Linked DNA regions of Homo sapiens: region 2 is linked to region 1. A link is an interaction called in ENCODE POLR2A ChIA-PET data of the cell type or tissue named here. Cell type or tissue: GM12878. All regions are shown on one strand.

Region 1 (4,000 bases):
CATTTAGAAATCCTCCCATTGCATGGATAAGAAAATTGAGGCCAAGACTGACAAGGCAGTCAAGATAAAGCCATACTATATGAGGCAGACAAGATATGCACACTTCAGAGCTCCCAACGGATTTTTTTTGGTGTAATTTCCAAGGTATTATACATCCAAATAATTAACTCTTTCTTGAACACACCATCATCTAGTATAATACTGTAATGCAGTGGTGATTTTGAGAGCTAGTAACCTACCTCCAACAATCACTTGCTGTCAATAAATGTTATTTTCATAAACTTTAAAAGCTGATCTTTATGAAGTGAAAGGTATAGTAATACACAGTATGTTCATATACTGTGGTGGTGTCCATCTGAGGGCTAATGCTTTCCAAACCTCACCAATTCCAGCCATCATCCTCATCCAGGTCAGCTAAGGGCTGGGTGTGTCCTCTACAGTCAGGATAGGTTTTACACAGGAAGTGCTGGCACTTACACAGGCTGGAGTGAAGATGTCAAATGAGGATGTCAGCATTTTTGGTTCCCTCTCTCTAGCTCAGAAAAGTACTGCAGGAAACTTCAAACTGACCATATGCCAATGAGTTATGGGCTAAAACTGGAACTGTCCTGCACTGCTACTGTGAACCAGGGCCAGAAGGATCCTCATGAGTATGCTGGCCTTTGTTCTTGACCTCTTTTTTCAATGTTTTGGCAGTTTGGAGGGCAAAGAAAAAGAAAAGTTATATGGAATATTTTCTGATGATTTGGCATTGTACATTGTAGATTTTTATGTATCTTTACAATCAACTAAACCTTTCACTATTCATTCAGAGATTATATGGATCTAGCCGTAGAAAAATGTTGCAGGGATTACACTGAAATAAAATTGCACCCATAGATGTGTGATTGTGCTATTTTTCTGAGTTCTCTGCACAGATTCTCTGCCTTGTAGATTTTACAAAATACAGATTTATCCCTACTGGCTTTAAATCAAGTGATCCTGATCAATTTACTCACACATGCTTGAATTTCAGAATGGCTATAGGAACTGCAATTTTAACCAATTCGTTACAAGCTAAAATTAGTATTCTACCCACACACACACACAAAAATTATCATGTGGCTAAAAATAAAGCTTCATAAAAGGAGAATACACTAAGCTATTTATATTTTCCTAACACCATCATTATATTCCGTATCTTGATAAAATTATCAGTAATTATAGCTGTATACTTAACTTGCTATGTGCTCTCCTCATAACAACCTCAACAAAAAGTCATTAATAGGTGTTGAAACTGAGAACATCTATACATCATCTATAACTGAGAAAGTAACTTTCCAGATAGTAAACGGCAGGTCTGGAATGCAAATCCTGAACTATTTAACTTCAAAACGTGATTTCTAAAGTGCAGAACGTCTGCTTATCCTCCCAAAGTTTGTCAAAATTATTAACGTGGGATGAAATAAAAATTTTTACCCTATGTCTTCGTTTTCTTGTATTCTCCCCCCAAACTCAAAACTTAAAAATTTTTATGCCTGGTAAAGTTCCTCTTTCTACCTCATGGGATTCTTTGCATAACTAAATTCCTGGAAACTCTGTATTTAATCTACTTGTAAGCAAATCATTTTATATATAATCTGGAATAGTGGGATCATTTTAGAGTAACATATCTTGCAGTCCTACAGTCCGCTCAGCAATAGTTGCTTTTATCTTAATTTGCTTATTCGCTGTACAAATGAGAAGAACATATGTGTAACTTCCTCAAGGTCACTTCGAGCCAGAAATAGAATTTTGGTTTAAGGTCTGGTTGCTAAACCACACTTCCTCTTCAATGGTAAGCTACCATTGGTAAGCTGGTCACTAAGAAATAGAAAACAAGAAGCATGGGATATTCAAAATACTTTTCATGCCAGAATTTCTCTTTTCCCTACCCATCTGTCTCTGTTTTTCCCATCTCCTAAATATGCTATATTGTGATTATGGAAAAAGACAGCAACTGCTTTGGCAGATAAGGAAAAACACCTTATTCCTATTTCAAACATGAAGCAAATATTTCATTTCCTTTGTTTATTAAAATATATAATGTGGCCTTGAAAGTCACGGCACTTTTTTAAAAAATGCTTAATTTATCCATTCTATTTAATTTTACTGGTATAGACAATTACTTTGATTTGTAAATTTGAGACTGTTCTCTAAGAAATGTGTAGGTACCAAGACATGTGACAACTGGCACTACTATAGAGGGTTTTATTTAAAGCAGACTGCCCAATTGAACTTTATGCAATAATGAAAATGTTCTATAATTGTGCTATATAATAAGGTGGCCACATGAGCACTTGAAACATGGGTTCGTGTGATCAAGGAACTGAAATTATTTCAATTAACTTAGATGTTCTTTTTTTTTTTTTTTTGAGACAGTCTTGCTCTGTCACCCAGGCTGGAGTACAGTGGCACAATCTTGGCTCACTGCAACCTCTGCCTCCCAGGTTCAAGAGATCCTTCCACCTCAGCCTCCCAAGTAGCTAGGACTGCAGGTGCACACCACCACACCCAGCTAACTTACATATTTTTAGTAGAGACAGGGTTTCACCTTGTTGGTCAGGCTGGTCTTGAACCCCTGATCTCCTGATCCACCCGCCTCAGCTTCCCAAAATGCTGGGATTACAGGCGTGAGCCACCGCACCCGGCTGATGTTCATTTTTAAAGCAATCTGTGGCTAGTGGACGGCATAGGTCTAAAGTCTGGATATATCTTTTAGCATTTTATTTAGAAATACTTACAGACTCATAGGAAGTTGCAAAAATATGACAGAGAGGTCCAGTGTACCATTCACCCAGTTTCCTTTGATCATTACATCTTGTAAGACCATATTACAATATGAAAACTAGAACACTTGCATTGCCACAATGTATTTGGCAGCTAATTTTTGTATGGCCAGCTAATTTTTATATTTTTACTAGAGACGGGGTTTCACCATGTTAACCAGGATGGTCTTGATCTCCTGACCTCATGATCCAACCGCATCGGCCTCCCAAAGTACTGGGATTACAGGCATGAGCCACTGCGCCCGGCTTTTTTTTTTTTTTTTTTTTTTTTTTTTTTGAGACGGAGTCTCACTCTGTCACCCAGGCTGGAGTACAGTGGCACTATCTCAGCTCACCGCAAGCCGGGGATTGCTTGAGCCCAGGAGTTCAAGGCCAGCCCGGGCAACATAGGGAGACCCCATCTCAGCATGCATACACACACAATTATTTTTACATTGGCCGGGTGTGGCCATGCACACCTATGGTCCCAGCTACTTGAGAATGTAAGGTGAGAGCATCATTTAAGCCCAGGACGTCAAGGCTGTAGTGAGCCATAATGGTGCCACAACACTCCAGCCTGGGCAATAGAGCAAGATCCTGTCTCAAGATTTAAAAAAAAAAAAAAAAGGCCGGGCGTGGTGGCTCACGCCTGTAATCCCAGCACTTTGGGGGGCCAAGGAGGGCGGATCACGAGGTCAGGAGAGCAAGAGCATCCTGGCCAACATGGTGAAACCCCGTCTCTACTAAAAATACAAAAATTAGCTGGCCATGGTGGTGCGTGCCTGTAATCCCAGCTACTCGGAAGGCTGAGGCAGGAGAATCACTTCAACCTGGGAGGTGGAGGTTGCAGTGAGCTGAGATTGCGCCACTGCACTCCAGCCTGGTGACAGAGTAAGACTCCGTCTCAAAAAAACGAAAAAAACAAAGAAAGAAAGAAAAGAAAAAAGAGAAGAAAAAACAAACAGGTTGGGCGTTGTGGCTCACACCTGTAATCTCAGCACTTTGGGAGGCCGAAGTGGGCGGATCACGAAGACAAGAGATCGAGACCATCCTAGCTAACACGGTGAAACCCCGTCTCTACTGAAAATACAAAAAAATTAGCTGGGCATGGTGGCACGTACCTGTAATCCCAGCTACTTGGGAGGCTGAGACAGGAGAATGGTGTGAACCTGGCAGGCGGAGCTTGCAGTGAGCCAAGATCATGCCACGGCACT
Region 2 (4,000 bases), 53 kb after region 1:
TTGCCGCCAATATAATTTTCCCGGAAGTTTACAGAAAGGGGCTATAATCAAGAGGCAGAGAAGCACCTAACACATCTGCTGCCAGCTAATCAGAGAGGATTCATGACATTATATGATGACAGCTGCTCTCTACAAGTGGGAGTTATATGATTTTTAATTTTCTATTCCTTTTTTCGACCTCTCCAATGCTCATTTTGTGGCTACAGAGAATCTCCCAGGTTAACGAAAACATACCAGTTGTTCATTCAGTTCCAAAACCTGGAAATGGACATTAGCTCTCAATGAAAATCAGCTTAGATTGGGCACCAAACTGACTTCAGAACAATGACTACCATCATTGGCAGTTTCCTCCTTGCTTCCTCCAGAACCCTTCTCCTCCTTCCCTTCTTTTCAATGTTTTCATAGGCAATGGCCTGAGTTTACCATTTTCTATAAAAGGACTACAGAGGGGCTCTAATTAGCACCCTAGTCAGTTCCCAGTCTTGAAGCTAGTTCTTCTACTTTGGACAGTATCTCTGGGTGTGAATACTCTCACTCAATTTTTTATTATACTAAGATGTTAAAAGAGTGGGGAAAGGCTTACCTAATTCTCTTAGAAAAATTCTCTTAGAAAAACATATACCAGTAAGATCATGATATTGATATATTAATATTACTTTTACACACACGCAATTATATATATCCATCCATTACAGTTTTTTTAAATAGAGTAAAAGAGGAATGAAGTTTTACCTGTTTTTGCAGAACATATAAAATTCATAAGATTCTTGAAAATAAAGATTATTCATATAACTTCAAAATTTAGTAGGTAACTGTCACCCTGCTAATGATATACGATATAATCTAGTCAAACAAGTTCCTAGAAAGCAATAGAGGATTTGAGTTAATCAAGTATTACCAAAAGTACGGTTGCCCAGCAAAGATCAGGAAACTATTTCTTGTTTCTACCTCCAGAATCTCTTCTTTCCTTTTTTTTTTCTTTTTTGAGACAGAGTCTCACTTTATCACCAAGGCTGGAGCACAGTGGTGCAATCTCAGCTCACTGCAACCTGCCCCTCCCAGGTTCAAGCAATTCTCCTGCCTCAGTCTCCCAAGTAGCTGGAATTACAGATGCCTGCTACCACACCCGGCTAATTTTTGTATTTTTAGTAGAAACGGGATTTCACCATGTTGGCCAGGCTAGTCCCAAACTCCTGACCTCAGGTGATCTGCCTGCCTCAGCCTCCCAAAGTGCTGGGATTACAGGCATAAGCCAGCGCGCCCAGCCCAGAATCTTTTCTAATAATGTTTCTGTTTCTCCTTGAAAATGTCCTTTTTTTTTTTTGGCCTCATTAACTACAGTAAACCTGATAGGAATTTGGCAGGACTCGTTTCAACAAGATGCAGGTCACAAAGACCTTGCTGATAAAACATGGTAAGAAGCAGGCCAAAACCCACCAAAACCAAGATGGCAACAAAAGAGACCTCTGGTTGTCCTCACTGCTAATTATAGCTAATTATAATTATGTATGCTAATTAGCATGCTAAAAGACACTCCCAGCAGCCAGACTGCCTCTCTAGATTTCTCCTATCTGTACAAAGCATCTCTGAAAGAAAGGCAGCAGCCCCAGTCAGGGGTTTAAACTCCCATCTCCCTGGGACAGAGCACCTGGGGGAAAGGGCAGCTGTGGGCAAAGCTTCAGCAAACTTAAAAGTTCCTGCCTGCCAGCTCTGAAGAGAGCAGCAGATCTCCCAGCAAAGCGCTTGAGCCCTGCTAAGGGACAGACTGCCTCCTCAAATGGGTCCCTTACCCCCGTGCCTCCTGATTGGGAGATACCTCCCAGCAGGGGTCAACAGACACCTTGTACAGGAGAGCTCTGTCTGGCATGTGGAGGGTGCCCCTCTGGGACGAAGCTTCCAGAGGAAGGAAGAGGGAGCAATCTTTGCTGTTCTGAAGCCTCCACTGGTGATACCCAGGCAAACAGGGTCTGGAATGGACCTCCAGCAAACTCCAGCAGACCTGCAGCAGAGGACCCTGACTGTTAGAAGGAAAACTAACAAACAGAAATGAATAGCATCAACATCAACAAAAAAGATGTTCACATAGAAACCCCATCCGAAGGTCACCAACATCAAAGACCAAAGGTAGATAAATTCATGAAGATGAGGAAAAACCAGAGCAAAAAGACTGAAAATTCCAAAAACCAGAACACCTCTTCTCTGAAGGATCACAACTCCTCACCAGCAAGGGAATAAAACTGGATGGAAAATAAGTGTGATGAATTGACAGAAGTAGGCTTCAGAAGGTGGGTGATAAAAAACTCCTCTGAGCTAAAGGAACATGTTCTAACCCAATGCAAGGAAGCTAAGAACCTTGAAAAAAGGTTAGAGGAATTGCTAACTAGAATAACTAGTTTAGAGAAGAACATAAATGACCTGATGGAGGTGAAAAATACAGCATGAGAACTTTGTGAAGCATAACAAGTATCCATAGCTGAATCAATCACACGGAAGAAAGGACATCAGAGATTGAAGACAACTTAATGAAATAAAGCACAAGACAAGATTAAAGAAATATGGGACTATTAAAAAGACCAAAGCTACGTTTGATTGATGTACCTGAAAGTGATGGGGAGAACTGAACCAAGTTGAAAAACACTCTTCAGGATATTATCCAGGAGAACTTCCCCAACCTAGCAAGGCAGGCCAACATTCAAATTCAGGAAACACAGAGAACACCATAAAGATACTCCTCGAGAAGAGCGACCCCAAGACACATAATTATCAGATTCTCCAAGGTTGAACTGAGGGAAAAAATGTTAAGGGCAGACAGAAAGAAAGGTTGGGTTACCCACAAAGGAAAGCCCATCAGACTAATAGCAGATCTCTCTGCAGAAACCCTACAAGCCAGAAGAAGAGTGGGGACCAACATTCAACATTCTTAAAGTAAAGAATTTTCAACTCAGAATTTCATATCCAGCCAAACTAAGCTTCATAAGCAAAGGAGAAATAAAATCCTTTACAGACAAGCAAATGCTGAGAGATTTTGTCACCACCAGGCCTGCCTTACAAGAGCTCCTGAAGGAAGCACTAAATCTGGAAAGCAACAACTGGTACCAGCCACTGCAAAAACATACCAAATTGTAAAGACCATTGATACTATGAAGAAACTGCATCAACTAATGGGCAAAATAACCAGCCAGCATCATAATGACAGGATCAAATTCACACATAACAATACTAACCTTAAATGTAAACAGGCTAAATGCCCCAATTAAAAGACACAGACTGGCAAATTAGATAAAGAGTCAAGACCCATTGGTGTGCTGTATTCAGGAGATCCATCTCACATGCAAAGACACGCATAGGCTCAAAATAAAGGGATGCAGGAATATTTATCAAGGAAATGGAAAGCAAAAAAAAGCAGGAGTTGCAATCCTAGTCTCTGATAAAACAGACTTTAAACCAACAAAGATCAAGAGAGACAAAGAAGGCCATTACATAATGGTAAAGGGATCAATTCAACAAGAAGAGCTAACTATCTTAAATATATATGCACCCAATACAGGAGCACCCAGATTCATAAAGCAAGTTCTTAGCGACCTACAAAGAGACTTAGACTCCTACACAATAATAGTGGGAGACTTTAACACCCCACTGTCAATATTAGACAGATCAAGACAGAAAATTAACAAGGATATTCAGGACTTGAACTCAGCTCTGGACCAAGCAGACCTAATAGACATCTACAGAACTCTCTACCCCAAATCAACAGAATATACATTCTTCTCAGCACCACATCTCACTTATTCTAAAATTGACCACATATTTGGAAATAAAATACTCCTCAGCAAATGCAAAAGAATGGAAATCATAACAAATAGTCTTTCAGACTACAGCGCAATCAAATTAGAACTCAGGATTAAGAAACTCACTCAAAACTGCACAACTACATGGAAACCGAACAACCTACTCCTGAATGACTACTGGGTAAATAACGAAATTAAGGCAGAAATAAATA

What was found. Peaks named below come from ENCODE experiments on the same cell type or tissue, not always from the same donor. Only the 100,000 strongest peaks of a DNase experiment are listed, where the experiment ranks them.
Region 2: POLR2A ChIA-PET joins it to region 1 with 7 read pairs; 4 of 35 experiments call an interaction of 5 or more read pairs at or near these places.

Annotation. Positions count from the first base shown.
Region 1 is chr12:32,480,212-32,484,211 of GRCh38, reverse strand. The region is part of intron 1 of FGD4 (FYVE, RhoGEF and PH domain containing 4); the gene reads right to left. Among named protein-coding and RNA genes, the nearest start is that of FGD4, 83 kb to the right of the region's middle. RefSeq lists a silencer at 1,698-1,857. In GM12878, no CTCF peak of the experiment used is centred here; a DNase peak (open chromatin) is centred at 1,781.
Region 2 is chr12:32,427,293-32,431,292 of GRCh38, reverse strand. All of the region lies in intron 1 of FGD4 (FYVE, RhoGEF and PH domain containing 4), which reads right to left. Among named protein-coding and RNA genes, the nearest start is that of FGD4, 30 kb to the right of the region's middle. In GM12878, no CTCF peak of the experiment used is centred here; no DNase peak of the experiment used is centred here.